Regions from separate parts of the Homo sapiens genome. Here region 1 is linked to region 2. Evidence: chromatin loops called from intact Hi-C (ENCODE). Cell type or tissue: endothelial cell of umbilical vein. All regions are shown on one strand. Each heading gives the region's core, and the rest is flanking DNA. Links, peaks and the distances in the headings are about the cores only. Region 1 overlaps RORA (RAR related orphan receptor A). Region 2 overlaps RORA (RAR related orphan receptor A).

Region 1 (16,673 bases), core at 3,927-11,926, 61 kb before region 2:
GTTCTAGAGATTCTGAGATAACTATAGGATGAAGTTATCCCTCAATGAAGATACCTTCTTAGTCCAACAGGACTAGGGTATTATGGGCCTTGGGTACTGCAGTGATCTTTAAGCCCATCAGCACCAGTGGAAGCCCCATGTCCCGCCACCAGTTTTTGACATCTTGGAGCTCATGGTCCACCCTTCCTTCCCAGCATCATTTTTCAATACCCTGTCATAGAGCATCCCAGCAATAGAACACAAATGGCAAAATATCACCCTCTTCTCAGTCCTGTTGCTTCTCTCACCACCTAGTTAGTGTCCTGGTGTTGTCCCAAGGCCCAGTAGTCAGGGCCCAAATCCAAATGTAGAATTAGCAATGGTCTCTGTACACTGGGCTTAAAACTAAATTCCAGCATTAAGGAAATGCCTAACTGTATAATTACATGAGACACAGAGAGTCTCACATTGGAAGAACTTAATATATCTGAGCAGAAGAAGAAACTAGCCCAACACAAAGCCATTTTACATCTTTGTAAAACAAGACAATTCAATAAACATGACATCAAGGGGAATGAGTCCTCTGGAGAGGGCAGAAGCCTCTTTCACATTGATGAAGCTATTAAGATGCAAAGAAGGTTGCAACTTGATTTCTCTGTTTGCAAGCGCTATTTTTCTCCCCAAGCACTGGTTTCTTTAATTTTCTTTTTTCCCTGAAACACTAATTATGCCAACCTCTTTCTCTACTCAAAACCTGACCAAACCTTCACCCTGTCTCACACTTATGACCCTACTACGAACCCTCCCCAATCAGGCCAGTCCATTCCCTGTCCATGTGCTAGAATTTTAATATATATGTATTAGTTTGCTAAGGCTACCGTAATAGAGTATGGCAGCCATAACCAAGTAACCATAACAAAGTAACCACCCAGTCTGAGTGGTTAACATGACAGAGATTTACTGCCTCACAAGGCTACAAGTCTGATATCAAGAAGTCCACAGACCTGGTTCCTTCTGAGGATGGTGAGGGAAGGGTCTGTTCTAAGCCTTTCTCCTTGGCCACTCAATGGTCATCTTCTCCCTCTTTCTTCATATCACCTTCTCTCTGTATCCACATTTCCTCTTCTTATAAGGATATCAGTCCTGCTGGATTAGCACCTACCCTAGTCACTTCTTTTCACTTAATTACCTCTTTAAAGACCCTATCTATAATATGGTCACATGCTGAGTATGGGGATTAGGACTTCAACATATGAATTTTGTGGTGAGGGGACACAATTCAACTCATAATAATACTCTCTAGACATGGCTTTCTGATTGGTTTCTGGAAGATGAGTTTTATTTCCCAGCTGGCTCGCACATTCCACCAATGTGATTCATTTCTGTTTTCACAAAACTTAATGGCTAGTTGACTTAATATTTAAAATTTGTAAGCTCCAAGAAAGAAGGGACTGTACCTTTCTTGGGAGCCAGTGCTAATCCTAGAACAATATCTGGCACATGGTAGGAATGTATTAGATGAATGAATAAGTAACCAGAATGTTACACAGTGGGATTACATCCCTCTGACCTTCCAGAGACTGGCCTTCTTTCTAGAGAACAACCTGACCTTGGCTTTCACTGTAAGAGAGAATGCTTCTACATTTCTGATAAACCTGGTATGTTGTAAATATGTTGCATCAGCCACAGAAGTAAACACATGCTAGCAACAACAGGCAGTCAAAATACTCTTTAAGTGTGATTGAATAGAATTCTGATTATACAGTTTAGCCAAGGAAGTCGGTCCAGCTCAGCACCAATTTTCACTGTCAAAGCCAATTTGAGCAACTTGGGACTGAGGTTTAAACTCTCAACTGCCATGATGTTTCTGCAGGGCCATGAATCGGTGTCATAGCTTTAGGATATTCCACTCTTCTGCCACCTCAGCAGAATGATCCTGGAAATACCCTAAAGCAGTGCATTACCCAAAATGATTATCCATGAGTCCAACTGGGACCAACTCCCTATCTTCTACAGGGCATGGAGATAGATTCTAATTAGTAGCAGAACCTGAAGTTAAGAGTTCCTCAAGACACATCATGACTTTAAGTCCTTGCTATTTGTGTATGTATATAGATACTTAAATATTTTTTGTAGATTTTTTAAAGCATATGACATATAATTTTTGTTATACATCGGCATATATATTTATGCATTGACAGATGTACCATATTTATATGCATGTTTACAAATATATGTTTTCACGTATCATGTGTTCTTTTTAGCCTCTACTTCATTACCCCTACCCCCAAATATTACCAATTAACAGAGAATTTGAATTGGGAATCAGCATCAACAAAATGTGACAACATCGAATGGAGCTAGGAGGGACAGAAGCAGTTAAAGCAAAGAAGTGCCCATGTCCCTGGTTATGTCTATCATTATGACGTGCTCCTCTCCATCCAAAATGACTGACGGGCCTGTAATTTGTTGTTGCTGTTGTTTTGGCACATATTTGCAGAAACAAACTTGTTCATGGTCCCCCTGCTGATAGCTCAACCATGCAAGTGCCATAGGAAACAGACTTTGGCATTTGAGCTGCTCACAGTCTGGGTCATTCATAAAAGTTTAATTTTCTAAAAATATTCAGTGAGGTGCTTTTCCTGAATGAGATGACTTCTGGTTCATCAACGTATTTATGTGAGTAAATAGAAGGCAGATCAGTAAGTCAGGAATCTAATCAGCTATCATCCAGTCCATCTGGTTTAATTAGAAAGCCCAGCCGCTCACAGGCACCTTTTAGTAAAAGGCTTCAGTACTGGTTCCAGAAAGGCGGGGGTGCTTCTGAATGTGGTTACAAATGCTTGCCATCTCCCCTGCCTCCACAGAGCCCCTTATCAAACTCCCATCACAGAACACACTTGAAACATATCAGTGCATGCCTCTTAAGGGCATGCAAATGAAGCTAAAATGTGGCACAGGGGAAACACCACTGAACATCACGGCCAGTCCCTCAATTCATTCGATAAGCATCAACTTAAGCACCAATAATAAATATGTATTGGTGCTTACGCTATTCCAGAGACTGTGTGAATGAGCTTTGGACTAACCCTGGTTGGGGAGATCAGGACGTAAACAGATAATTCCCAAACTCTGAGATGCACTCTAAGGTATTGAGGGAGCCCCAGGACTGGAAACCTGCTGAGCTGACTCTGGAAGGGCACTTGGGAGCAAATATGGACAGAAGGGGAGCAAGGAAGGTTATAGCCAATAGTCCTTAAACATACGCATGCACCAAAACCTTGGTGCATTACAAATTGTGGGTCCCACCCTCAGAGTTTCTGATTCAGGAAATCTGGGGTGGGGCCAGAACATTTTCGTTTCTAACAAGGTTCCTGCTGATTCTAATTCTGCTGGTTTGGGGACCATACTTTGAAAATGGGCTAATAGGGCCAACCCAGGCTCACACTGGAATCAACTGGGAGCTCCAACAGCTACTCAAGCCTGGGTCTCCTCTCTGGAGTTTGTGATTTAATTGGTTTTGTATACAAACTGGATATCAGGGATTTTGTCTGTGTGTTTGTATTTTAAAAATGTCAAACTTACAGAAAGGTTGCAAGCACAACATAAATCTTTTTTTTTTTTTTATTAACTGAGCCATTTGAGAGTAATTTGTTGTCTTGATGTCCCATCTTTCTTTGTAGTGTATTTTCTTACAAATAAGAACATTCTCCTACATAACTAAAATATAAACATCAAAATCAGTAAATTCGCATCAGTACATTACAACCACTCAAGTTTTGGCAAATGTACCCATCATGTTTTTGATAGCAAAATGATCTAGTTCAGGATCACAAGCTGCCTTTAGTTGTCATGTCTCTTCTTCCTCAATCTGAAACAGTTTATCAGGCCTCCCTTGACATTCATAACCTTAACACTTTTGAAGATTACAAGACTGTTATTTTAAAATACGTCCCTCAATTTGGATTTGTCTAATGTTTCCTCGTGATTAGATGCAGCTGTACATCTTTGGCAGGACTATCTCAGTAGCAACTTCTTACTGTACCCTATGAAGTGGCCCATGGTTTCTGTGTGTCCCATTACTAATGATGTTTACTTGGGTCACTTGATCAAGGTGGAGACTGTCAAGCTTCTCCACTGTAAATGTACTCATTTTCCTTTTGTAATTAATAAGTCCTTTTTGCAGAGTTCTTTGAAATTATGTAAATACTTTGTCATCAAACTATCAATTCATTAGGTAATAATCTGTATCACAGGAAATCATGGTTTCCTATTTTGTATATTAGGTTATAATCTGTTACTATCATTATTTCTTTGAGACCAGTGTGGGCCCTTCAATCTGGCTCTGACTTCTGGGTTTTTAAAAGCTTTTTGGGTGATTCTAATGTGCAGCCATGCTTAAGAACCACTTCTCTAGGTAGACCAAAGCACCTATATTCAAAGGATATTCACAGGATTGCAGGCAACATGCAGCAGCCTCAGGGAACTGCAAGGTTTTCAGTGTGGCTGGTGGACAGGATGGAGAAGGAGATGAAGACAGGGAGAGATTCAGTCTTTAGATTCATCTGAGCCCAGACAGCCTGATCATCATTATCTCCGATGACAGCATCCTATCCCTCTCTACACACCAAGCTATCACTCCATACACGATGGTGGTACTGCCTCACAGTTAGGTACATGGTTTTCAGCATAAGGGAGGGGGTTTGAGTTCCTGCTCCAACACTTCTTAGCTCTGCAACCTTGCACTAGTTTCCTGTTATGGGCTGAATGTTTGTGTTCCCTTCCAAATTTATATTTGGAAGCCCCATTGTGGCTGTATTTACTCATGGGGCCTTGAAGGAAGTAATTAAGGTTAAATGTGGTCCTGTGGGTGATGCCTGAATCTGATAGGATTAGTGTTTTCGTAAGAGATACCAGAGAGCTCATGTATGTGCACTCTTGCACGCGCACTCTCTTTCTTTCTCTCTCTCTCCAAAAAGAAGCGGGGAAAGAAGAGGTCCTGTGAGCACACAGCCAGACGGCAGCCGCCTACCAGCCAAAAGAGGCCTCAGAATGAAACCTACCTTGCTAGCACCTTGATCTTGCACTTCTCAGCCTCCAGAACTGTAAGAAATAAATGGCTGTTGTTTAAGCCACTCAGTCTATGGTATTTCCCATCTGTAAAATGGATACTAATGGTCCTATCTCATGGAGGTCTTGTGAGGTTTAAATGAGAAGGAAACAAAGTACTCAGCATGCTCTCTGGTTCTCAGTAAAGGCTTAACGAGTGTCAGCTATTGCTTCACTTGTCCTCAAACACACCCTGTACATTCCCACTTCTCTGCCTTTGTTCATCATCAGTTCAATTCCGCAAACATTATTTCAGCAAGTCCCCACTGCGTGCCAGGCATTGTATGAGGTCCTGGGGATATAGAATGCAACAAGACCTCGTTTCAAGTCCAAAGCCTAGAGTGAAGATGCTCCCCACTGCTGGCCTTGGTGAAGCTGTTTCAGATTCCATTTGGAATAAAGGGACTGATTCACAAGAGGAAATAGGAACTTGGTTTGAAACCTGTTTCACAGCATTGGGCTGCTGAGAAAATGAGTAAATCATAGGATTAGATCCAACAATTTCTCATAGTATCCCTTGGTTTTATGATATTCATATGGTAATAAAGCCCTCTCCCCAGCTTACCAGTAATTATCTGAGGCCCTCCAAACTAATACGGTTGTGTATTTTTTCCTTGACGATCACAGAGATTTTTTTTCCCTTTGTGTTGGTCTCAGGTATAAGAAAATCACACTCTAAAATGAAAAGAACTGTGAAGCAATTAAGCAAAAATGGAAGGGCCTTCCTATGCTCCAGTGAAATTCAGACAGGAGAGAGACAGAAACATTCCTGAGCCACGTGCAATCATCACTTATAGCAGGGGTTCAACTGACTCATGTTGGAAGAAAGCATAGTCATAATTTTATACTTCCTTTGGGGGCATAAACAGAGAAGTACTTTCTTTGTTTTTGGATGAGAACTAAGTTAGGATGAGGGAGTCAAAATGAGTTTGAGAAGATAAAATATGAAGAGTCCAAAATGTCACCCAAAGTCCATATTGAAGCATGGAAAGGGACATCATGCCATGTGTTAGAGGAAACTCAGCTTTGGCTTGGACACTTTTACAGAAGCCGCCCTCCTCTGGACTCCCCTAACACTGCATTTGTATCTCCACTACTGCCTTTCCCGATTTCCTCTTTGCTTTAGAGTGTTTGAGTATGTTCCCTCCTAGACAGTGAGTTCCTTAAGGGAGAAATTCCTCTCTCATGGGTCCTTGCTGGTGTCTCCCATGGCCTAGCACAAAGCAGGTGCACACTCCCCACTCCCAGGCCCGCATGTCCCTAACTGCAGTGGGTGGCTGGGCACACGGAGGATGCGGATGTCCAACATTTGGCCTTGGATCCAGACATATCGTGCTTTTCCCTGCTGCTGGAAATTCCCACTCTGTATGGTTTTTCTTAATATCTCTGTGATTCTTCTCCTCACTCCATTGCAATCCTTAAATATTTTTCCTCTTCCCCTGTATCATTCTCGACCTCAGAACTAACCTTTCTGTTTATAGCCACCAAGCTCCCTTTTCTTCCTTTCTTAAAGCATTTCTGCAAACCTCTTAAAAGCTCTTTTACAGACATGAATGGTGGATGAAAGACCCTGCGGAGGTGTTCACTAAAGAGTCACATTCTCCTTCCTTTTGGCCAGTAAGAATGTTTAGGAGAGATGTGGATGTTCCTTCAGTTCACAGGCAGAACTTGCTCACATTGGGCCAGAGAGAGGGTGTGGAGCTCCTGACACTGGCCCTCCCACCATTGGGCTGTCTGGGCCAGGGCAGTGGTTCCCAAGCTGCATTCCCTGAAACCTGAAGCTTCCTTGGCCCTCCAGGCCTAAGGAGAGAACAAGAATGGGAGAGGAGAGTGGATGGGGTCATGCCTCCCGAATTCATGCTTCAAACACAGCCACTCTGCCTTCATCTGTTGTACAGATTAGGCTTCTCTAAGAGATCCGGGAAGAAAATAAAAATGGTGCCACTGCTCAAATATTTTGTAAGCCATTGGAGTAGTGGGAAAAAACAGCCAGTCAGATCAATTGAATGTTGGCAAATCCTTCCTTTAAGGGTAGATTGGATTTGCATATTGGAAACCATCAAGAGCCACTTGGAGTCAAGCCTGGTGAAAAAATAATGTGAGCACAAGGAATAATAATACCACTGGAAGGCAAAACAACAAGGACAACAACAGCATAAAGAGCAGGCTGCAGCTATGATATAAAAATACGCATGTGTATGTGTGTAGCTCACGAAGCACTCCCGGGAGAAACTCCCCAACCAAGCATCTGTGATACTGTTGGAACAAGCACATAAACTGACCTTACAAGGTGATGACACTGAAGCTTGGAACTCACTGGTATGCATAAATTCTCCTGTTCGTTATGAGTATGGCTGAGTGTTCGTTATGAGTATGGCTGAGTGTGTGTATGCATGTCTCACTGCACGTTTCACTATTTTAAAATAAAGTCCAAAATTTCTCTAGTCTTTGGAGAAAAAAAATGCCTCGTGGTGTTTAGTCTGGATTTAAATGCTGCTCCAATGCTTACTGGCTGTGTGATCCCAGGAAAATCATTTCAACTTTTCTAAGCTCAGTTTCATCATCTATCAAATGGAAATAATAATATTACTTACTACATAGGGATTTTGAGAAGTTTAAATGTGGTAAAGCATGTTGATTCGTCAGCATAAGGACTGACAAAAGAATAAGTTCTCTTAATAGTTGTGGCTCTTAGTATTATAATTGCTATTATCATTATCCTCTGACCTGAGTATACCTGACTCCAGCATACCTGGCCAGAATGCATTCAAGATCCCCTTCTCTCTTCAGTTAATAGATGAGGTCTTTAATTGACTGAGAAGCATTTGGGAGAAAAAAAAAAAACAATCAATGAGGGGCAACTTTGCTAAGTCATCCGATGACTCATGGGAAATCCGGAATTAGAACAAAAAGTAGAGGCAGTTTGGTCAGCAGGGCATGGGGAGGACACGCATTTAAGCCCCATGTATTTTGGTGTGTGGAGACGTTGAAAAAAGAGGTAGGGAGGGTCCTGGAAAGGAACATGAAAGATGCTGAAACCTGAGGGCATCTTAAAATCACAGGTTCACTCAGTGTCAGAGTGAGATCTGTGAGAACCCTCATTCTAGTCTACACACCGTGAGGCCCAGAGAGGTGAAGTTTCCTGCCCAAGGTGGCCCAGCTCCTGGGTGGATGAGCAGTATTTAAGCACTTGCTTATCTCCTGATTCAGGAGCCACTGACTTTTTCCTGCCACCTACCCAATTTCTCTGCCACCCAGAGGGCTCTGTCTGAGCTAAAAGGGTTTATGAGGGTCGGGCAGGGTGGCTGAGCAGCCTTCGCCCAGTGCTCTGAAAATGCTCTGGTTTTTCAAGTCTGCAGCCTCAAAGCGTAGCCTGCAGTAGTTCTCCTGTCTCACCTTCTACTAAAAATGTTCACTCTGAAACTTGTAACAGTGGTGACCTCTGACAAACGGCACATCCCAGCTGTTAACATTATTCGGCTTACAACAGAAGTTGCCCTCACGACCCTTGTAGCCAGGCCCAGGGAGGAGGTGACACTGTCAGGGCCAGGCCTCAAGAAGAACAAAGAGAAAACTCACCTTGGCACTCAAGGTCTGGGAACGGCTGGTGGCTCGATCAGGCTCCCTGCAATCACTCCCTTCTGTAACCGTGGGTCGGAGACATGAATGCTGCCTCTGGACTCGCCAATTAGGCCCAGCCATGGGGCTGCGGAGCCCCACACAAGGAAACCCTATTAGCAATTAGCTGATGGAGGATCACTTTATACCAGGGCTTATTTTTAGCACACTGTCACCTTTTCACTGGGGCCAAACCTTTTGTATCCAATCCATACCTGAGTTGCAAGACATTGCATTTCAAACCTCTGTTAATTGACTTCATTAGTTAATGTGCTGCTCCTTGAATCCCGGGGGTAAATGAGCAGATGAAGAAGACTAATTTAAAGAAAGTCTGCAGACAACAGAGGAGGAGGGATGCCCCTGCCCCCACCCTGGCCCCCGTGGAACCCACGTCAAGGAGCATCAGATTCTCCCCAGGCTTAACTCCATTAGTCATCCCTGAGTCCTCTAATGAGCTTAGGTTATTTCCTGTTTTTCCAGGTTTTGATGAAGGGAGCTGTCATAGGAAATATGAAGACTGTGTCTGTATCTGAACCCCAAAGCAGCTCTCTTCACCAGCACCCCCTTGCCAGCTCATTTCAGTTCAGTTGTTTCACCTCTCAGGCTCCTTGTCTATACATTGGGAAAAATTGCTGCCTCACCCATTTCTCCCCTTCACACAGCCAGCCAGGTAGTTCTGAGGAGCAAAGCCCTGCTAAGGAGAGTGTGATTAGCTCCCTGGGGTGATAATGGAAGTCATTCACTCTGCTTTTTCTTTGTGGCTCCTAAGTTATCAGGACCCTTAAGAGCCAAAATATATGAAAAATTTGTTCTGGAGTTTTAGCCCTCTAAAGGCCTCATTCATTCCACGTGCACTGAGTCTGTGCCAGGTTCCTTGTAAGCGGACAGGTATAGAGAAATCCCAAACAAGGCCCCCCAAAGCCACAGATGAGTGGCAGCATCATACAACTTAAATGCCAGGGCCTGGCCTCATCCTAGAACAGCCTCCACCCCAGCGTGGGGCAAGGGGACCACCGTATCAGGTAACTTTTCCTGAAGGAGGGGCCCTCACAGCTTACAGAACCTTTGCAAACAAAGATTCAGCCAGTGAAGAAAGGGAGGTGGCTTTCCTAGGCGTTGAAAAGAGGATGGGGAAAGGCTGGCACATCTGGGGAAGGGCAAGCAACACTGTTCGGCTGGACATGGTGAACAAGTGTGGACCTGAAGAGGTGGGATCTGGGCAGGTGGGCCAAGGCCAGACTGCAGAGAGCCCGGAATCTTTCCTGAATGGGAGGGGAGCTGAGAGGCTACTGGGATTTCAACAAGGGAAGAAGCATGATGAGGCACACGTCTTAAAAAGATAACTGTGGAGAGAGTCAAGGGCGGAAGGGGCCTGGGCAGGGTGAGCACAGATGCCCTTGGAAGCTGCTGCACCTAGCAGGGCTTGGGGAGCAAGTCGCCTGGGCAGGGAGTAATGGGGGCCTAAACAATTTCAATCCGTCATAACATACATTGTGAAGATATGCAAAGCTTTAGAAGTGAGATCCGAAAAGAGAAAGCAGGCAAACCGAGTACTGGGTGCCTGATTCTAGGAAGGTGTCCCGGTCTGCCAAGTTCCTTCCCAGGCTGAGTCCTGTCACTGTCAAGGCATCTTCCTGGATTTGTCAAGTAAGGCTTGAGCTCTGACAGACCTTCTGGAAGAAGTCCATTTTCAGTTTGCCAGACTTAAAAAAACAGTAAGAAAATTGGATCCTAGAACTCACTCTGGAGAACACTGAAATGAACATGTGGGGTCCTATTCAGAACATGTTTGCCTTGAGTGTATGGAATCTGGGTCACCTTCACTGAAAGCCCCTCTCCCTCGGAGGCTAAGCTGGATTTCTGGGGCCCTCCACTTCTCTCCAGGAAGTGAAGGTAATCATGCGTATGTGTGAGGAGTCAGAGGATGAAGAGTGAATGAATGGAAAATAACTGATACAGTGTTAGGCTGGGCACAGGAAACGGGAGACCCCTAACAGAGTTCCCTGATTCTTACATGCTTGACATGTGTCCCCTCTTACTTCACAGCCACCAACACTAAACACATGCACACGTGCATACATACATGTGCATACACCCACATCTCAGTTCCAACTCTCAGCTAAGAGTTGGCATTTGCATTTTGTGAGGTTTTCTTGGGAGGGGACCTTTCCAGAGAGCCACAGATCCCCCTACACTCATCTCTTCTCCTCACCTACCAGCAGGGACTGGCTTGGGCCATATAAGCTGGAGGACTCATGTAACTTCTCTTGCTTTAAGGTACTTTGCTGGAGGTGGAGCAATTAATCCACAACTCAGCCCAGGGAAGCAGACAGCAGATCGTCATTTCACTAATGAGATTGCTGAGCCGTGGCTCGGAGTGCGTGGGCCTGGCCAGGTGGAGACTTGATGCTGGCAGGAGGGGCGTTAGAATCCTCACCTACCTAAGCCTGTGGTGGAGCAAACAGCCCTGCGGGACTCAATGCGTGTAACCCTTGGATTTTCACCCAACAGTTCTGCAAGTCTCTTTCCTCAAATAAACCATCCCCCATCTGCATAATATGGAAGCTAAGTAGATCGCCCACAAAGAAAAGAGAACAATCCTGTATAAAATGAGGAAGCCAGACTAAATAATTCCAAAGTGTCTTTAGGCAAATGCAGACCAGAATACAGCATACTGAAGATGGATCCTTCTAGACCCACTCCTTCTGCTTGTCTGGAAAGCCCAGGCCTGCCAGCATCAGCGGCGACATTTCAATTCTGCCAGTTTGATCAGACCACGTGGATTTTCTCTCTCCAATACACCAGCTGATAATGAAGAGACAAATGTTAGCTAAGGCAGCCCTGGTCAATCCCAAAGTCCTTAGATGCAAAAGACAGGGAAGGTGCTAATCATCTCAGGAGGAGACCCCAGACGGGCTCATTAAAACCATTATAAGAAATCCCTATCTCCCCCACCACACCTCCAAGGAAACCCTGACCCTGGTGAGTGAGCAGGGATTGCAGGGGCTTCCCTTGCACCAGTTCTTTTGGCTTAGGAGGGAGGACATGGCCCAGCTCACCCACCACCTGCAGCAGCAACAGCAGCAGCCATTACCTTTGAAATAATCCTCGCTCGCACACCAAGTATTTGTTATGAGTCTGTGCCTGGAAGTAAATATCACTTCTGTTTAGGTGACCATGTGTCCTGGGTTTCCCAGGACAGTCTGGTTTATGCCTGTTGTGCTGACACACATATGATTAGTACCTACTGCCATGCTGAAAAGCGTCTTGTTTGGGCAATAATGTATGTGGTTACCTAAGCTCTACCAAGTTGTTTCAAAACTGATTGGAGGGAAAAAAAAAAAAAAAACCTATAGCGCCACCAACAATTAAATTATAAGATTATTTTTCCAAGATCACAGTGACTCAAAGTTTTCCCTCATAGATGTTATATATTTAGTTTGAGGTACTGGTGGGGAGGGGGTCGTAAATGCAATTCAGTGTTATAAGATTAGACAAGCAAGAATGGTATTCTGTAGCCTTACGAAATCACAAACACATGTCAGTCGTCAGTTTAACAAAGGATCCTCTGTTTAAAAATAAAATGTTATGCTAAAAACAAATTACATTTAAGTAAGTATATAATTATACTTATTTTTAAATGCTTTCCTATGAAAAGAAAGGTTTTCCTGTTTTTTTAATGAGATACCATTCGATAATATAAAATTAACCATTTTAAGGTATACAATTCAATAGTTTTTGGTGTATTCACAGTTGTGTATGACCATCAAGACTATCTAATTCCAGAACATGACCCCAAAAAGAAACCCCATAGCTGTTAGCAGACAATCCAATTCCCTCTCCTTCATCCCCTGGCAACCACTAATATATTTTCTATCTTGATGACTTTGCCTATTTTGAACATTTCCTATGAATGGAAGCACACTGTATGTGTCATTTCATGTCTAGCTTCTTTCTCTTAGCATAATGCTTTGAAGGTTAATCCATGAGGTAGCATGTATCAGTATTCCCCTCCTTTTTATAGCTGAATAATATTCCTCTGCATGGAGATACCAGATTTTGCATGCCCATTGATCAGCTAATGGACATGTGGTTTGTTTCCACTTTTTTGCTATTACAAATAATACTGCTATAAATATTCAATGTACAAGTTTTCATGTGGACATATGTTTTCAATTCTTGGATATATACCTAGGAATGGAACTGCTGGGTCAAATGGTAACTCTATGTTTAATTTTTTGAGGTACTGCCAAACTGTTTTCCACAGAGGCTGGATCATTATACATTCCCACAAACAATGATTACGAGTTCTAATTACTTCACATCTTCTTCAATCTTTCTTATTTTCTTCATCATCATCATCATCATCATCAAGATCATCAACATCATCATCATCACAATCATCAACATGGCCAGCCTAGTAGGTATAAAGTAGTACCTTACTGTGGTTTTGATTTGCATTTTCCTAATGAATAATTTTCATGTGTTCTTTCATGAACATCTTTTTGCAGTGGCTTTTTGTGTATCTCCTTTGAAGAAATGTCTATTCACACCCTTTGCCTATTTTATTTTAATTTAATGATTCAGTTGTCTTTTTGTAGTTGAGCTTCAAGAGTTCTTACATATTTTGGATACTAATCTCTTACAAAATATCCTATATACAAATATTTTATCCTATTCTATGGGTTGCTTTTCACTTTCTTGGTAGTGTCCATTGATTCACAAAAGTTTTTAGTTTTGTTGAAATCCAATTTACCAATTTTTTTCTTTTATTGCTTATGTTTTTGGTGTGACACTTAAGAAACTATTGCCTAATCCAAAGTCCTGCAGATTTATACCTATGTTTCTTTCTAAGAGATTTATAACTTTAGATTTTACATTTAAATCTTTCATCTATTTTGAATTCCTTTTTTGTACATAGTATGAGGTAAGGGTCCAACATTATTCTTTTGCAGGTGGCTATCCAATTGTCCTGGCAACATTTATTGAGAAATTTCTCTCCCATTTGACACCCTTGTTGAAAATCAATTGACCATACATGTATGTATTTCTGTGTGGACTCTCAATTCTATTCCATCGGTCCATATGTCTATCCTTATATCAGCACTACACTGTATTGGTAACTGTGGCTTTGTAATAAGTTTTGAAATCAGGAAGTGTGAGTCCTCCAACTTTGCTCTTTTTTTTTTTTTTTTTTGAGACGGAGTCTTGCTCAGTAGCCCAGGCTGGAGTGCAGTGGTGCGATCTCAGCTTACTGCAAGCTCTGCCTCCCAGGTTCACACCATTCTCCTGCCTCAGCCTCCTGAGTAGCTGGGACTACAGGCACCCACCACCATGCCTGGCTAATTTTTTTTTGTATTTTTAGTAGAGACGGGGTTTCACCATGCTAGCCAGGATGGTCTTCATCTCCTGACCTCGTGATGCACCCGCCTCAGCCTCCCAAAGTGCTGGGATTAAAGGCGTGAGCCACCGCACCTAGCCCTTGCTTTTTTTTTTTTTTTTTTTTTTTCCAAGAATATTTTGGCTATCCAATGTCCCTTTCATTTTCATTTGAATTTTAGGGTCAGCTTGAATTTTAGGATCAGCTTGAATTTTAGGGTCAACTGCAAAAAAGCAGCTGGAATTTGACAGGATTGCATTGAATCTGTATATCAATCAGGGGAGTATTCTATTTTAATAATATTAAGTCTTCCAATCCATAAACATAGAAGATGATTTCTTTCAAAACTCTTTTGTAGTTTTCAATGTATAGGACTTTCACTTCCTTGGTTAAATTTATTCATAACTATTTTATAATTTTTGATGCCATTTCAAGTGGCATCACTTTCTTAATTTCATGTTTGGATTTTTCATTGTAAGTGTATAGAAAGACAACTGATTTTTGGATATTGATCTTATATCCTACAACTTTGTTGAACTCATTAACTCTAATAATGTGTGTGTATGTATGTGTGTGTGTGTGTGTGCACGTGTGTGTTTCTTTAGGATTTTTTAGAAAATCATGTCATCCACTAATAGAGGTAGTTTTAACTTCCTTCTTCTAATCTGGATTCTCTCTTTCTCTCTTCCACTTCTCTCATTTCTAACTCTCTTTCTCATCTAATTGCCCTGGCTAAAATTTCTAGTAAAATGTTGAATAGAAGTGGTGAGAGAAAACATCCATATCATGTTTCTGATATTACAGGGAAAGCTTCCAGTCTTTCACAGTTAAGTATGATGTTAGCTGTGGGTTTTTCATAGATGCCTTTTATTAGGTTTAGGAAGTTCCCTTCTATTTCTAGTTTGTTGAAAGTTTTTATCACGAAAGGATGTGAGATTTGGTTAAATCCTTTTTCTATATCTATTGAGATGATCACATGGGTTTTCCCCTCTTCATTGTATTAATATGGTATATTGCATTGATTGACTTTCATATGTTGAACAAACTTTGCATTCCTGGGATAAATTCCCATTAGCTATAATGTCCAGCCCTTCTAATATGCTGTTGGATTCTGTTTGCTAGTATTTTGTTGATAATTTTTGCATTTATATTCATAAGAGATATTAGCCTGTAGCTTTCCTTTCTTGGGATACCTTTTTCTGGTTTAAGTATCAGGGTAATACTGACCTCACAGAATGAGTTAGAAAGTGTTCCCTCTGCTATTTTTTTGGAAAGATTTTGAGAAGGATTGGTGCTAACTTTTCTTTAAATGTTTGGTAGAATCCATTGATGGAGTCATCTGGTCCTGAGCTTTTCTTTGTTAGAAGTTTTTTCTTGCTAACTCAATATTTACTTTTATAAGTCTATTCATGTATTCTATTTTATCTTGAGTGTCAGTTTTGGTAGTTTTTATATTTCTAGGACTTTGTCCATTTTATGTAGGTTATCCAGTTTGCTGGTATATAGTTGCTCATTATATTCTCTTAAAATCCTTTTGTATTTCTGTAAAATTGGTGGTAATGCCCTTCTCTCATTTTTTAATAACTTTACTACTTTCTTTTATTTCTCTTCATCAGACTAGCTAAAGGTTTGTCAATTTTGTTAATCTTTTCAAATAACCAACTTTTGGTTTTGATGATTTTTTTTCTATTATCTATTCCATTGATCACAACTCTAATCTTTATTATTCTTTTCTTCTGTTTGCTTTAGGCTTAGTTTGCTTCTCTTTTTCTAGTAACTTAAGGTGGAGTTTAGGTTATTGAGTTCAGATTTTTTTTATGTAGGTCAGGTGTCATAGTGACAAACTATCTCAATTTTTATTTATTTGGAGGTTTCTTAACTTCTCATTCACTTTTGAAGGATAATTTTGCAAGATACAAAATTCTTGGTTTACAGTATTTTTTTTTTTTCAGCACTTTGAATGTCATCACACTGCCTTTGGCCTCCATGGTTTGTGATGAGAAATCAGTTGATAATTTTACTGAGGATTTCTTCTATATAATAAGTTGCTTCTCTCTTACTGCTTTTGAGATTCTCTATTCGTCTTTGATTTTCAACAGTTTGATTATGATGTATCTCAGTGCAGATCTATTCTAGTTTATCTTACTTGGAGTTCATTGAGCTTTTTGTATGTATAGATTGATATTTTTTATCAAATTTGCAAAGTTTCACCATTATTTCTTCAAATCATGGTTCTACCCCTTTCTCTCTCTTCTCTGAGACGCTCTTTATGGGTGTATTGATGGGCTTAATGTCCTCCGGTCTCCTAGGCTCTGTTAATTTTTCTTCATCTTTTTCTTTCTTGTTCCTCTGACTGGATACTCTCAATTTACCTGTTTCAAGTCTTCTCATTCTTTCTTTGGTCTGTTCAAATCTTCTGTTAAGCCCCTCTAGTAATTTTTTCTTTTAGTTATTCTACTTTTCAATTCCAAAATTTCTATTTGGTCCCATTTTATAATTTATATCTCTTTATTGGTATTCACTATTTGGTGAGGTATTGCTCTCATAACTTAACTCTTTAGACTTAGTTTCAGCTTTTTGAATATAT
Region 2 (16,673 bases), core at 4,375-12,374:
GGATGAAGAAAAAAGTTTGGAAGGAAAAAATAATCCTCCTCACTACCTTTTACCAAATGAGCGTTGGCAACATGGGTTGGAGTTGCCTTTATGCACATAATTTGCCATGCCTACATTCTTTCAGGGCCTACAATAATGTTCCTAGCCATGTATTTGAATTAACCAGGCCCAGAGGATAAAACTTTCAAATTAAACACATTCCTAAAGGATTTCAGGCTCATTGTGTATGCACCAAGGAAACATAACATCCTAAAAATAATACGTACACAGAGAGAAGCACATTTTCCATGAACATTAAAGTGGAATATGAATTATGACCCAGCTCATGGGAATAGACATCTGATTACATGCAAAATGGAGCTTTTGTAAATAACATCAGTCTTCGTGAGCTACCACAATTATTATCAACCATTTAATTTTATTCCCTAGCAACTCATCCATCGTTGTTAAAACTGTCCACTTTTGTTTTTTACCTTCTGATGCATGAGGCTCCGAATTTTATAAAGTTCACCGTTAAAGCTATGTAGATTACCAGCCCAACAGCGAACGAGTTCACGAAATTATTAGATTCACCAAAGCATATGCTGCATTGTATATCTGCTATTTTGGGATGTATTTTGCTGGTGAATTGCTAGAAGCAGCAAAATTACAACGGTAGCCATTCTGTTCACTTTTTATACAAAGGAATCATGAAAATGTGTTTAAACTTTCGGTATTTGGGTATTTAAGTGCAAAGTGACTCTCAAGAAAATCAAGTATACTTCTTTCTGTCTCCCTGGCCTGCAATCTTTGACACTATTTTATGAAATACCATCCATAATTCCAGTTGGTCTATGTCATATATAATACGCCTGCCTCATAAGTAGTAAAATAAGCCACTTTGTGCCTTCACCAATTCTATTTCACAACAAAGTCAAGAGACATGTTTATTAATAGAACTAAACTTTTATTGATAGAAGTTTAAACAGGAATAGATGAAGGATGCTGCCAAATGCATCCTTTGCCTGTTCCTATTTTAAACTCAAAAACCAGACACAAGAAGTACCTATGGCTAATCTTTTGTTCTGGGAGAAGTTGCTAGGTGGCACCTCTGAACAATGCCTTTAACACCTTATGGGAGACCTGACCTCATAAAATACGTTGTATTTTCTTTCCCTTGAAATTCCATTTCAGTCAGAGGTGAGGATTTTCATTGGCTTCCAGAAACCTTTGAGTTTTAACTGCATCAGGAGTAAGCTTAGAAAGCCTCCTGGCCTGCAAAAAAAAAAAAAGCTGTTGAATTTCACCATGCAGCTTCAACAGCATTTATCATTGTAACTGAGCTGTATTTGGTTGAATTATAAAAGCCTGTTTGTTTATGTCTCTTCTAATGGAATATGAGCCCAGTGTGGGCGAGGGTCCATTACTATCATATTCATTTGCATGCGCCAATAGTATTAGTTGAATTGATATTCACTGAAATGAAGAGAGGACTATTTAAGGTGCGAATGCAAGTTTATATTTCTAGTAAACATTTTAACATTTTAGTCCCAATTTCATTTTAGTCTTGGCCTGAAAACGTATTAACTGGGAGGGCTAGCCATACCTTTCTATTGGAGCCATTCATTTGCCCATTAACACAGAAGAAGTAGAAGAAATGAAAGGGCAGAGGTGGCTTATTCTGTTTTTAGCATCTACTTTGTGTCAGACTTTGGCTCGGCGTTTTGTTTATTTTGTGTCATTTGATCCATAACTATACTACTGAGATTGACTGAATTATCCCCATCTTTAAAATTAGGAAACTGGGACTCAGGGAAAGTAAATAACATGCTCAACTAATAAATGGTGGGATCCAGATCTATCCAGCTCCCAAGCTTGGGCCACGTCCTCTGCTCTGTTACAACAAGTATGCTTTTACTCAGGCATCATCTCTAACTTTCTTCTTTAATTCTCTACTTTAAATCTTGCAATTAATAGGAGATCCTAGATCTGCCAAAATGGATAGATAGTACCTAAAACTATGGTGGTTAACATGTGATTTGAAGTTAGAAAAACTATGGGATAAAGGCCAAATTACATTTTCTCTCAAAGTCTCAGTTTACCAATCTGCAAAATGGTAACAGGCAATGTCTATCTCCCAAGGTGGCTAGGAGAAATAAATGACCTTACAAACCTAAAGCCCATAGCACTGTGAGTACCTAACCCACAGTAAGTGTTCCACGAAGGGTAGCTACTGCCATTATAGCTAACCACTTGTTCAAGCAAAAATATTTCTACCATAAATTATTTCCTAAGAGAAAGTTTGCTCAAAAATATTTTTTTTCCCCAAATACTGACAAAAGCTTGCCCTGGGAATCCCATTCCTCTTCACATCTGACAGTAACCTGGATTTTGACAGCTCTGCTTCTGGCTCACAATGTATTCACATCAGGACCTGCTCTGCTTTTGCCCATCATGGTTACTTCTACATTTTTGCAACTTAATTCCAATAAATATATAAAATAAATGCTGAATTCTATTAATAAATACACAAACGGGTAAAGGCATGCTGGGGGCATGAGGAGGAGTTGAGTGGTTTATGGAGGGCCCTTCCTATCTCCAGCACAATAGAGACTATGCCAAGGAAATTCATACAAACGGTCTAGATAAGTAGACTGCCAGAAACAATCTGGTTTTAATGAACTAAATTAGGATTCATTCATTCAACAAGTATCTAATGAGCTCCTACTATGTGCGGGGCCCTTTGTTAGGTGTTAGAATATCATGGTGAGTCAAAGCAGATACAGTACCTGCCCCCTCTAGTTTACAGTCTGTTAGAAAAGACCAGCATTAAATTAGGCCAAGAATCAAGCAAACAAAAGTAGAATTGCAACCATGACAAATGCTAGCAAGGTGACAGACACAGTGCAGTAACCCTATCTAGCAGGATCTGGCCTAGTCATGCAGGTCAGGAAAGTTCACTGAGGAAGTGATGCTGAATTCAATATTTAAAGGCTGGCCCAAATGTCTATCAACTGATGCGTGGGCAAATAAAATATAGTCTGTCCATACAATGAAATATATTCCATCATAAAAAGAAATGAAGTACTGATTCACGCTAAAATGCAGAGGAAACTCAAAAACATTATGTTAAGGGAAAGATGCCACAGTATTGTATGATTCTACTTACATAAATTGTCCAGAACAGGAGGGATGGTGGTGGTGAGGGTGGTGGTGGCTGAAGAGTGACTGCTAGTGGGTATGATGGGGAGTGAGTGCTAGAGGATACAGGTTTCTTTTTGGGGTGATGAATATATTCTGAAATAAGATAGTACTGATGGTCTGAAGTAAGATAGTGGTGATGGTTGCACACCTCTGTGAATATATTAAAAACACTGAATTATACACTCTAGATGGGTGAATTGTGAGGTCTGTGAATTAAAAAAAAAAACATCTAAACACCAACCCGAACCAGATGGTCTGTGAATTATATCCCAATAAATCTATGTGAAAATACTGCAAGCCTAGGGAAATGACAAGCTGAGGAGCAAAGCTCCTGTGTGTGGTTGGAGGACACATGACGAGCACCATTGGAAAGACAGAAAAAAAAGGCCAGGGAGGATCAGGCCTGAGATGAGACTGAGGAGGGAAGCAGGAGCAAATCCACACAGGGCCCTGCCAGCCATGTTGATGTTCTGTTTATCCTAAATGCAATGGGTGGCACTGGAGGGCTTTAAGCAGGAAAGAGGTGGAGGGAAGAGGAAAGGACACAATGGAATTTACATTGTGAAAAGATCATTCTGGCTAAAGTAAGGAGTACAGACGGGAGGGAGTTGGAAAGCTTATGTGTAGGCCAGTTGAGAGGCTGCAAAAGTCCAAGGCAAAGGTGGAGGTAGCATGGATGGGCCGAAGTGAAGAGATTAGAAAGATGTGTAAGATGTTAAATCAACAGGACAGGGTGACAGACTGGATCTGAGGGTAAAGAAGGGGAAAGAATTCTTGTTTTCATGTTTTATAACAAGATGGATAGTGGTGGCACCCATGGGAGACAGGACACTGTAAGAGGCCCAAGATGTCAGAGGGAGACAATGAGTCTGGTTTTAGACATGGAGATCAAAGCCTTTGGTATCCAAAAAGGGCCACGAGGAAGACAGTGGGTGCAATGATTCCAGAGCTCACTGGAGAGGCCTGGGCTTGAGATGGGGATCTGTGGCTCACCTAAAGAGAGACAAGTGGAGGCATAAGTACGCATGATCCTGCCCCAGTGAGATGACAGGAAGGCTTGAGACTGAGCTCTGAGGAGCCCTGACACTTCATAGCCTGAAACTGCATAATTGGAATCTCATCATAAGACAAACCCAAAGTGATGGTCATTCCATGAAGTAACTGACCTAGAGTCATCATCTGTGTCAAGGTTATGGAAGTCAAGGAAACGCTAAGGAAGTGTTCACATTAAAGGAAACTAAAGAGACCTGACAACTAGATGTAATAGGTGATTCTGAACTAGTACCTTTGGCTATAAAGGACCTGATTGAGACAATGGGTGAAACTTGAACGGGGTCAAAGGATTTGAAGGTTATAATGTATCAGTGCTAATTTGCTGATATTGATGGTTGTATTATGTATATGCAGGAGAATATCCTTGTATACAGGGATTACACACTAAAGTATTCCAGGTATTGGGGCATGAGGTTGGCAACTTATTCTCAGATGATTGAGAAGAAAATTAAGTTTATCTGTACTAGTCTTGTTACTTTTCTGTAAGCCAGTGGGCATGACCCATGTGAGAGGTAGAGTGGGTTTTAGAAGAGAAGGAATAATCCATGGTGCACAGGTCCTGAGAAGGAAGAGTTGAAGCACAGGAAGTTTGAGAAGAAATTTAAAACAGTTGTCATGTTGTGTGAGAAAATGAGTCAATCAGAGAATTAGAAGATTGCCAAGCATATTTGGGGCCCATAACAGGATGGTGATTATGAACAAAACAATGCCGTGACTTTTAAGCACATTCGAGAACTGAAAAAAATGTAGCATCTAAAACAGATTTTTAAGGTTGCGTGTATATCCAACTTACTAAGCAAGTTTATTTCTAATAAAAGATAAGCTATACTTTATAGTATCTCTTCCCCATTAATTTTGAGAAAAACGCAAATGATTGTGAAGGATATTAGAAAAATATAGTTTAAAACTCACAAAACTATGAAAGTCAGTTTATGTATATGTATATGTGTGTATAAAAAATATGCATATGCACACATACACATGTATATTTCATTTTAATTAAAAAACCCAGGTTATTTAAAATATCATTATTCAAGTACTTCAAGACCAAAACAGTTGACATCAGTAACTGTTTAACTGAACTAAACTGAATTTATTTACAAATTGTCACTCTCTTGACAAGATTTGAGCAGTAGAAAGGGGTAAGAGAAACAACGGCATAAAAATATCAAATCCAAAAGTATTATTAGCTAGCTGAAACTCAATTATGATATAAAGAAAAATTCCTTTTGAATACCAAATTTTGTGAAACAATGGGATACTTATGAAAGTGTAATTTATATTTATTTTCTTTTCAGATCTCTAGGTGAAGGATGCCTTTATTTCACACGTCTTCATCTGGGATCTATAATGCTCAAAAGAGATTATGCCTCCAGTTTATTTATTTGCATTATTTCTTTTCTATTATATACCAAGTGGTAACACTCTTGGTCTGGTTTTCCTGAGATGCATATTTGAACCAGGACTTGACTTAGCTCAGCAAGCAACTAACTTCCTGGGATATTGTTGCTGAAGTTTTGTACTATGTGGTTGTGTGTATGTTCTAGACATACATGTATGAAGTAGTTAAAGTTCTTCTTGGCAAATTGGTGGTTGGGGGAGGATAAGGGTTACAACTATATCTACTGACTTTTAGAGGTATGCCAGATGTACTGTTCAGTGGAAAAAAATATGCATGGTATGATGCTATTTCCACACCAAAAAGAGAGGAACTCCCTATAAATGTGTATCCATGCATATGTACATCTGTATTAGCAAAGAGAAAGACGTGGAAGGATAAATCTGCTATTACTTGTTCCACGACGATGGGCAAATGGAGAGGATGACAGAAGAACCACAGGAATGGTTAGAGACTCTTCTTATGCAAAAGACTATATATAGAAGTTCATGTGTACTATGTAAAACTGTTCATAATTTTGTTTTCATTATCACTTACTTCTCTTCTGAAGAGTTGGAAGATATATGTTCCTCCTACCTAATCTGCCAAGGATGGTCATTTTATCGCTGATTACCTGATAGGGTTTGTCTCAAAATAGTGTCTTTTTGTGTCACAAGGGAAGTACACTGTGAAAGGGACTTATTGCACGTAAGCATGTATGTCAAATTCAGCACATGCTCTACCCATGAAGAACACTTCAGTTAATTGACTGGCTAGCAAAATTACATGCAGAGTACTTGAAATTACGTAGGATTCCAAAGAAAACCCTTCCAAGTAGCTTACATCACATTTTACCAGTTGTGGTTACCATTTGTACAGATCCCTTAGAAAGCTATAAAATGTGACCCAAATGTAATTTAAAGCCAGAAGTGTTGAACTGAAGAAGAATGGTATATCTCCCCCAATACACAAATCAAGTAGAATCCTGCAAATAGTGCCCTTCTGGGCATGAGACTGAGTCATATGAAATTTGGCTAAACTCACAACCTTGAAAGTGAATTAGAGAAGAGAAAAAATTAAAAGTTGGTTTTCAAACTATAAGCCACTAAGAGGTAAAAATCAAGAACTTCTATATTTGATCAACGGAGTAGACCAAAATTGCCCACTTCACCTTTTCACATGACAATCATATGGAGTGTAATCACACACCCAGGTTGGACCAAGGGTGGATATTAGAAACATTTTACATTCACAACTAAAGTCATTTTGAAAACAATGAAAAGAGGCCAAAGTTAAGTCTAACAAATGCTTAAGAGTTTTCTAACACAGCCCAGACATCTACCTATTCCTGCCCTGGCTTCAGCAAGAATTATCTTCATACAAGATCATAAACTAGGAAACTAGTTTTCATTTATGGGTCAAAGAGCAGTACAGGGGATCCTTCTGCATAAGGCCACAGCAGCAATTTGGAACAATAATAAAATAAGGAATCCTTTCTTATTACCTATGTCTATATAAATATTACATGCGTATACATTTATATTATGATAATAGCTATAATTTATTGACTGCCTACTATGTGTCAGGCACTTTGCCAGGTGCTTTAAATACTTTATGATACTTACTCCTCAAACAACTCTGCGAGGTAGGCATTGCCTTTCCTGTTTTACAGAGCGGGGAACAGATTCAGATCTGCAATTTGCTCCAAGTCACCCAGCTGTTCAAACCAAAGGCTATCAGATTATAAAAGTCCACGCTCTCTTGGCTATACCCCAAGGAGTTTGTGCATGTTGATCACTGAGCTTGGAACAAATTTAGGCTCCAGTCTATGGCTACAAAACAAACAGGAGAGGCAAAGCGGGTCTTCCATGAGGCAAGAGCTGCCTCAGGCAATCAGGGGAGAGTGCTGCTGAGTTTTCCTTTAGTCCAAATGTTCCCTCTGTTCTCAGATTGTTCAGAGAGGACTAATTCTCCCCAACAATGCTTCCAGTTCAGTCCTCACTTGCAAGCAAAACTCAAGAGCCCCAAATTTATAGCTTTATTCTGAAAAAAAAAACAAAAACCAGTTTTGCTCTCAGTGGGACCCTTCAAATTTGTTAAGACCTCCTGCCATTTTCTTTCTCCAAATCCATCACCAACCAAGTGAGAGACAGAGGGTGATTCATTCTTTATCTCCAAATTGACCTAGATAGTAGCTCCATATAAATAAGACACTCAAGCCTACAGATTTTATTAACTTAATAGTGGTTCTTATTCAAGTATTATTTACTTGCTATGGTGTCCAATTTGGTCGCCACCAACCCACATGGCTTTTGCACATATGAAATGTGGCCAGTCTGAATTGAGATGTGCTGTAAAGTGCATACATACACCAGATTTTCCAGATTTAGTATGAAAACAGGGATGTAAAATATCTTATCAACAAGCCAGGCATGGTGGTGCATGCCTATAGTCCCGACTACTTGGGAGATTGAGGTGGGAAGATTCCTTGAGCCCAGAACTTTGAGACCAGCTGGGCAACATAGTGAGACCATGTCTCAAAAAAAAAAATCTTATTAACTATTATTTTATATTGGTTACATGTTGAAACCAAAATATTTTGGATATGTTACGTTAAATAAGCTGCATTATCAAACTTAATTTCACCTATTTATTTTTATTCATTTTAAGGTAGTTACTAGGAAATTTAAAATTACATATGCCACTTCCATTATAGTTCAATTGGACAGTCCTGGTCTAGAATGAAGGCTTGCCAAAGCTATTTAAAGACTGTTAAAGTTCTGTATCATACACAGGCTCTTTTTGTTTCAGTTTAATCCTAGAAGGAAGAAATGTGTTGAAATTGCAGCTATATAAAATCCTTGATGGACTGAAACTAAGGGGGAAAAAGAGGAAGCAGGTGGGTTTGAAAGAAGGAAAAAAGGAGTATCTAGCATTTTCTTTTAAAAATGTCATTCTTGATTTATTTGGTGGCACAAAGTGATTTTCTTACGTTTCTCAGACTGCTTGAGTCAGTCTATATAGAGGCTATTCCTGGATCTTAGTTGAAAGCTGTTGCCTTTCTAATTGTTTAACTGATCACTTCTGAACGACAATTACAGTTCATTGTTATTCCCTGTTAAAAAACCATTGACATCCATCCAAAAGTTATAGCTTACAGGTCAGGGAATATTTATGTGATATTTATAGTCTGTGAAGAAAACCCTGGGGAACTGCCAGTAGGGAGGATTATTTACCAATTTCTTTTTCTTCAAGTTTGAATTTATTTGAGATTTATATCCAAAAGACATTTTGTAATCCTGTGTAACTCTGATGTGTGACTATAATTGTGCATGTTGGTCAAGTTCAAGGAAAAAAAAAATCTTTTTTCTTTTTAATAGTGGGGGCTGGGAACCCTGGTTGATTCCACTAAAAACATCACAGACCAAAAAAAAAAAAAAAAAAAAAAATCCACTCAAGGAAGTAGTGTTACATACTTGAAGAATTTTCTGAAGTTAGCCAAGAAAAATAAGCTACGATCAAGGAGGAAAAGCTGGAGTTTCAGTTTTCTGGAGATTGTACTTCCTGGTAACATAAAAACAAAAGTTAAATTCAGAAAAATTCAACTATGAAGTTAGCATCACATAAAAAACAATGGAAAATATTTAACTATGCGCATATGTTTGTACACAAACAGAAATAGATATAAACAGACCTTAATTAGCATTGTAGACTTTAATTATCTTTGTACAGTAATTGGGAATGGTTTTGTTCTGATTTATTCCATAATGCTTACTGTGTTCTGTTAACAACTCATTTTTTTCCCCTTCCAGCCCATAATAGAAGGCTTTTACTGCATACTTTATTACATCTGCTTCTCATTTAATGACCATTGTTCTGGTCTGTCAGAGCGAGTGGCTATACAACTTCCCAAATCTGCAAGATTAAGCAAATATTTTGACAATGTCTAGTTTCTTTTTTCCTTTTTTTCAAAACATACCAGATAAAAATAAAAAGATTTTTACTTACCCACACAACGTTAGGAGAGTTTTTAATCTAACGACAATAAAGAACTAAGCGGCAGCAAAATGTACTTCATGTGGCAAAATACATCAAGCAATTTTCTGTCCCATTTCACTTAAAAAGTCCTAAGAATCTGGTCTGAATCACACAGCTGGGGTTAATGGGAGCACTCCTGGACTGCAGGGAGGTTGTGGGCCCCTGGGCAAACCACGTGGAGACCTTCAAGCTTCTAGAATGAGACAGAGGCCTTCTGCTCATTTTGGAGGGCCCCGGCAGGTAAGCTGAATGATAGGTGTCTGAATCACTCACTATGAAATGTCATTTTTAAAAATGGTCATGCTACATACAAAATTGCAATACCACTGATGGCATAAGGACCAGGGTCATAACTCTCCCCAAAGAAGGTGGATACAAATACACAAACAGAAGCATTTCTAAGCAACTGGGCAGAGAGATACAGAGAAAAGAGGATACAGCGAAAAATCTATTAACCCATAGGCATTCATTAATTCTACAAATGATCTAATGGTGGGAAGCAGAAAATACACAAATAAACCAACAAAAGCATGACATGGACATAAATGCTAAGAGGGAATGGTATGTGGAAGATGCTGCAGTCAGTGGAATGAGGGAAAGGGGTTAAGAACAGATGAGCTTTCAAGAGACAGTCTATGCCTTTCAGAGTAGTTTAGGAAAAAAGTTACCGAAAGATAACTAGGAACAGAAAACAAGGTGACAGAAAGGACCGCATTAACCCCAGAAGCATAAGCCTCTTAAAACTTTCTGGTGGGGAGCCTCTCCTTGGAGGCAGCAACCAGGGAAAATTCCCGCAAGGAGGTCCTACGGGAGCAGCCAGAATTCTACTAGAAAGACAGGAAAGACATGACAGGGATGGGTCTGTAGGAGAGCATCGGCAAAGATAGCAAGAGGATGCAATCCTCTTTAGAGGAAGTAGAGGTTTGCCTTGTTGCTATTAGATTGCTTCACATCTCCATTGGTTTGCGTTTACTATAGGGCGGAAAGCACAAAGCAGGATATGTATGTGCTTCAGGAAGCTTAAGTGCAAGGCAATGGGGTTCATTTGTGAGCTACTGGCAAACCATTTGTATTTGGGGTGGGCGTCCCGTGCAGCACGCCTCTGGAACAGTCCCTTCACTGTTAACACCACTGACTGGGCCCTTAATTGGAGCAGGTCTGCGCGTTTTAATAAACATCTTTGATGAGTTCTCTGGACTGTTCCATTAAACACTCATTCTACCAAAAATGCCTGGTAATTCTCTCTAAAAATGTTTTCATGTTACCGCTTCCAGGTCTTTCTAAAGTTAGGCAGTACAAAGAAACAAAAATCCAAAAGACTTGACTTTAATTTAGAAGTCTCAAAGAGAGTGTTCACCCTAGAGCAGAGATTTCTAAAGTTGTAGTATTGGACTCGCTTGCCTCCACCCCCACCCCTGCCCTTCTCCCAAAACAAGAAAACAAAGCAGCATCAAAGCTTGAGGTACAGAACAGAATAAAACATGTTGGTGCAGATTTGCTGGCCTCGGTGAAAACAACCTGAATCAGTAGGTCTTGGGGTATCTTCACTTTTAACAAACACTACAGGGGATTTTGATGCAGTCAGTTCAGGAATTAAATTTTGAAACACACTTTTGTCAGGCGGCAACAGGGTAGATAGCTTAAGAATGGGGTAGGAAGCTAGACTATAGGAATTCAAATCCTAGCTCCTCTACTTCCTAGCTGTGTGACCTTAGGAAATAAACACTCTGTGCTTCAGTCTCCTTATCTTCAAAATGGGATAATGGGAGCAATGTGTAAGAATTGAAAAATATGTAAAGTACTTAGTACTGTGCCAGACATGTCGTAAGTGCATGAAAAATGTTAGCCACTATTAACAGTGGATTCATCCCAAAGTGATTTCAGCTAATGAGCCAAATTTGGGTAGAGGAAGTACGCTGAAGCAGATTCCAACCAAACCAATGAATGAATACAGCTAAGCATAAAATAGAATCCTTATTAGGTATCCTCCCACCATCATTTCAGTACGGTCAGCACCAGTCTATAAGCTGTACAGACATCCTATACAATATCAATCTCCTGTAGCACAATATATCCTAACAATCCTCTTGGGCACAGACGCAGCCACAGGGCAGGAGACAAAGCAACAGAACCAGCAAGCACGCACTCTGCTGCCTCACTTCATGGGAATCCCATTCAACACCAGTCTAGGAAGAGATGACCTTGGAATGCAGATCCAGTTAATTCAATTCAATGAGCATTTATTGAACCCTTGTGATGTATCAGAGATTCACCTAGATGCTGAGGATAATACAAAGAGCAACAAGAAAATCACCCTGTCCTCAAGGAGGTCATAATCTAGTGGGAAAAAGAGATACAAGTAATTGTAAGGCAAGGTGGCCTGAGATGAATGCTATAATAGAAGATGGAAGAAGGCCATGCGAACACAGAGTAAGTAGTAATTAACTCTGATGGGGGCAGTCAGGAAAGGCTTTCCTGAAGAGCAGACATAGCATGCCATTGTGAGAGATCAATAAGGCAAGCCTATGAAATTGTTTAATGACTTTATCATTCATGGAAACAACCCAGAAAAAGCCTGAGGGACCATCTCTGTCTCTGCATTAACATGGGTGTGTTTAAGATTTGATTAAATGTTTGTTGTTTCTGTAACATCGCATTTAAAAAAAAACCAAGTATGAACATTCGTCTATTATTCTGATCTTCTTCAAAGAGAGAAAGAGTCCTAGAAATACTTTTCTTTTTTCCAAAGCAAACCCTCTGCATTAATAGCAAAAGAAGAATGGCAAGTTATCGAACGTATTATGAACTAGTTAGCCAAAGCGCAAGTCTGGGAAGGCCCACATTTGTTTTATGTAGCAATGAGACAAAATATGAGAGTTTTTTTCTTCTTATATATGGTTGCCTCTTTCTACTTGACTATAATCATTAATAATTTCTTTGGACCAGCAGAGGAAACAGGTATTGATCACAATAAAACATTGCATCCACAAACACTTGCTATAGCAGGTTATGGTCTCCATGGAAACCCTCCAATAGAACCAATCTGAATTCAATTTCAGAAGTAATGAGAACAGATAATTTTACACTCAATCAATCACTGTCAGCTGCCGTTATCAGCCAATCAGTCATTATGTCAGTCAGTCACACTCTCAACAAACTTCTTCTGTGGCATGGTCAGATGAGAATGTTTTGACATCCAGAAGCAACACGAGAAAATTGGCTCATCTTTCCTGGCAAGATGCCAAAGACACAGCACTGCATTGTGTTTGCTAAGGCAATAAACAGTCCAATCAAAATACACTGTGGTAGCGGAAGATTCTAGGCAGCAATTTCAATAATTGTTATGATACTGATGGCAGAGACGTACTTTCGACCCAAAAGTCATACAGTTTAATCCTCTCATTTAAACATGAAGAAACAGAGCACCAGAGAAGTTCAAGTATCTGCCCAAAGCTGCACAGCTAACTGGTGGAAAGCCCACGACTAAAACATGAGCATTCTCCCCTTCCAGTGCTCATCCAGGATGCCTTGCTGCTGCTCTTCACTGCCTTCCTTTTTGAGGCAAGAGGGTAAAGGGATATTTGAAGATTAGGTTCTAATTCTAAACAGAGAGCCCCAAGCCTGTGGGAGACTCACGGGATATTTGTGAGGCTTGTGCTTTGGAGCCAACTCAAACCTCTTGCTGTTTGGGGTTAGCTCGTCCTTGGCCAAGTACAACTTCTGGTTTCTAAGGAGGAACAAAAGATTTTGAAACACTACAGGGCAACCAAATCACTGTTACAAAATGACATTTTCGATAAGTTTAGTGCAGGACTATCAAGAACACATGGACTGAATTCCCTAAAAATGCTTGGGAGAGGGAGGTAAAATTTGAGGGGAAAAATCTGGCAAAATACAGTTGGGCTCTTGTCAACCTCAAATGTTAGAAATGTTGGCATTTGGGAATTGTGAAGAATCTGAAAGGTGTCTGGTTTCTTTCTTTTTTCTTTTTACTGCATTATTGCTTTGTCCATTTCTCAGAGACAGTTCTCTGAGGCTGAGGTTCACATTCTTCCTTGGTAAAACAGATGGTTGGGAGGCCGAGGCAGGCAGATCACGAGGTCATGAGTTCGAGGCAGGCAGATCACGAGGTCAGGAGTTCGAGACCAGCCTGACCAACATGGTGAAACCTGTCTCTACTAAGAAAATACAAAAATTAGCTGGGTGTGGTGGTGCACACCTGTAATCCCAGCTACTCAGGAAGCTGAGGCAGGCGAATCACTTGAACCTGGGAGGTGGACGTTACAGTGAGCCAAGATTGCACCACTGTACTCCAGCCTGGGCGACAGAGTGAGACTCTGTCTCAAAAAAAAAAAAAAAAAAATAGATGGACCAGCTTGATAGTTTGCAAACTTCAATGTGCATGGGAACTTACCAAATCTGTTAAAAATGCAAATCCCCAGATCCCACCTCCAGACATTTTCATTCAGCAGGTGAGGCTGGGCCCAGGAATCTGCCTTTTTAACAAAGGACCCAGGTAATTCTGATGCACTTTCTTTGCCAATCAGTGTTAGAAAACATTGGTTAACTAATGCTATTTGGTAAAGAATTTGGGCCATTTTGTTGATGGTAGTTTTCCAATTACATTCCTCCCCAAACATTCCAACTTCGTAAATTGTGTGTATCACCCATATTACAAGAACATAATTCTAATGGCTATGATCACAAGCTTTGATATATATATATATATATATATATATATATATATATATATATATATATATAAAATATATGAAATATACATTATAGTGCCACTTTCTATTAGCTGTAAGTAGGCTTTATCTTAAATAGGTAGGTGGTATATGGGACACTAATACATCCCATCAGAATTTGTCTAAGGCAAATGAGGTGAAAAAGCAAAGCAAGAATATGGGTTCAGGCTTGAGCTAAAACTAGTAATTGCAAAAAGAACAGTTTGGAAGCTTTCACATGAAATGCTTGCTTCATTTCTCTAGTCTGCTTGCCTGACCTCAGCTCACGATACCTATTTTATCTTCTCGCAAAACATTGATATAAAGCTTTTTGCCTGTTTCTACATGTAATACTGATCTTTTCCCTCCATTTCCTTCCGGGCTTTATTTTTTTTTCTTTTTCTGATGCATTTCAGGACATTTGATGAGTCTTGGAGTGTGTTTAAATGATGACAAGCATGTGATGTGTACACTAGGTAGACCGTACACCCTATGAGGACAAATACAGTTCTTTTTTTGCCATTTCATCCCCTGAACGTGTCACAGTACCTGGCACAAAGCACTTAAAAATATTCATCGAATAAATAAAATGAATGAAAGGATGGATGGATGGATTACAGACAAGTAAAAACTCATCCATCTGGAGGCTGAATGAATGCAGATACTTCAAAAGATCTATACTTTATAGTCATAATCAATAATCACTCATTTTTTCAAAGGTTGTTTTTATTGATAAAACTCTTGGTTAGGTGTTGTTGACCCCACAGAAACCAAAAGCAACTATAGTATTTTGTAATTATGCCTTCCTTTGTAAAACCAGCTATCATATAGATTTTTCTTTGCCAGGCTTATTTCATTGTTGTTTTGACTGAAATGGAAATATTACTGGAAGCTAAAATAACTCATAGACATTGGGTGAACCATAGGGGAGACAGTCAGGAATGGGGAGATGGAAAAAAAACCCAAAACTCACCAGTGCAATCAGCAACAGATCCTCCAGAAGCCTGTAAAAATTAAGACAACTTTTAAAACTCTCTTTGCCTGTCATCACTACACACATCCCAGGCTCACAGTCTTTCTGCATCATGCAGATGACAGAGGTAACCCTTAGGAAGCTTAACTTATCTCACTGGTAGGTTTCACAGCCTCATGCCAGTGACGTCACAGAAAACAACTTTAAATCTTCCATGAAACAAGCAAACTGGAGGAGAGATGAATTCAATGAGCTATCAGAGGTGCTTTCCATCCTATTAGAAAAAAGGAGGAAAGCAGGAAGGAAGGCAGTAAGAAAAGGAGGAGAAATTAACATTTGTCGAGCATCCATTGACAACCAGGCGCCACACTAAACTCTTCATATTTTATCTCATTTGAAGCTTATTATATTTCCAGGGGGTGGAAATTCATTGGTTCATTTTATTTTATTCATTTATTTACTTTATTTATTTTAGAGACAGCTCTCACTTTGTCATCCAGGCTGGAGTGCACTGGCACAATCATAGCTCACTGCAGCCTCGAACTCCTGGGCTTAAGGGATCTTCCTGCCTCACATTCCCAAAGTGCTGGAATTACAGGCGCGAGCCACCATGCCCAGCTAGTATGTTCATTTTATAGATGAGGGAAATAGGGCTCAGAGAGGTTCATCCCCATGCCCCAACAGCTAATGAACAATAAAGCTGGGACTAAAGTAATAGCAAATATTTACTAAGGACTTAACGTCAGTCAGTTTCATGTGTGTTAACTATTAATTCATTGAATCCTCCTTTTAATCTTATGAGGTAGGTACCTCTATGCCCTTTTCAGAGGTCACAGAACAAACACAGAGAGGTTAAATAACTTGCCCAAGGAGTCACAGCTGATACATAGCAGAGCTGGGGCTGGAACCTGCGTGATCAGCATCAGACCCTCGTCTCTTAACTACCACACTCAGCCATTCTCTACAATAGCGTCTAGGTTGGCCTTTTTCCAAAGGCTAAATCCTTTCCGGAATACAACTTTGATTTTATGTTTCTAGAGAAAACAAAAAAGGCATACCTCAACAATAGCCTATTAGACTTTTCCAAGCATGACAAATCATGTGTATTTGTTATATATACAGATAGGCTATGTGGTCTTAATTAAGGTGACCATATAATTTATTGTCCAAACCATGAAAGAAGGTGCTATCAATAATTATCCAGGGACAACAGTGGTAACCTGGAACTGTTCCAAGATGGCAAGGGTGCCTGGTCACCCTAGTCCTAATGAATAAATACACACACACACACATACACACAAACACACAAACACACAAT

The links. A loop is a pair of places that touch in the nucleus more often than their neighbours do. Peaks named below come from ENCODE experiments on the same cell type or tissue, not always from the same donor. Only the 100,000 strongest peaks of a DNase experiment are listed, where the experiment ranks them.
Region 1: a loop joins it to region 2, with 5 times the contacts of the local background. A loop is called at or near these places in 5 of 110 quality-filtered maps.

Annotation. Positions count from the first base shown.
Region 1 is chr15:60,965,077-60,981,749 of GRCh38, forward strand. The region is part of intron 1 of RORA (RAR related orphan receptor A); the gene reads right to left. Among named protein-coding and RNA genes, the nearest start is that of RORA-AS4, 210 kb to the left of the region's middle. RefSeq lists an enhancer at 7,757-8,956. In endothelial cell of umbilical vein, for the core only: no CTCF peak of the experiment used is centred there; DNase peaks (open chromatin) are centred at 7,975 and 9,155; H3K27ac peaks cover 3,198 bases.
Region 2 is chr15:61,025,749-61,042,421 of GRCh38, forward strand. The region is part of intron 1 of RORA (RAR related orphan receptor A); the gene reads right to left. It overlaps LOC107984805 (a long non-coding RNA gene), which reads right to left. Exons shown (of 3, transcript XR_007064660.1): 2 at 9,091-15,386. Among named protein-coding and RNA genes, the nearest start is that of RORA, 200 kb to the right of the region's middle. In endothelial cell of umbilical vein, for the core only: no CTCF peak of the experiment used is centred there; DNase peaks (open chromatin) are centred at 7,353, 8,813, 8,963 and 11,513; H3K27ac peaks cover 3,745 bases.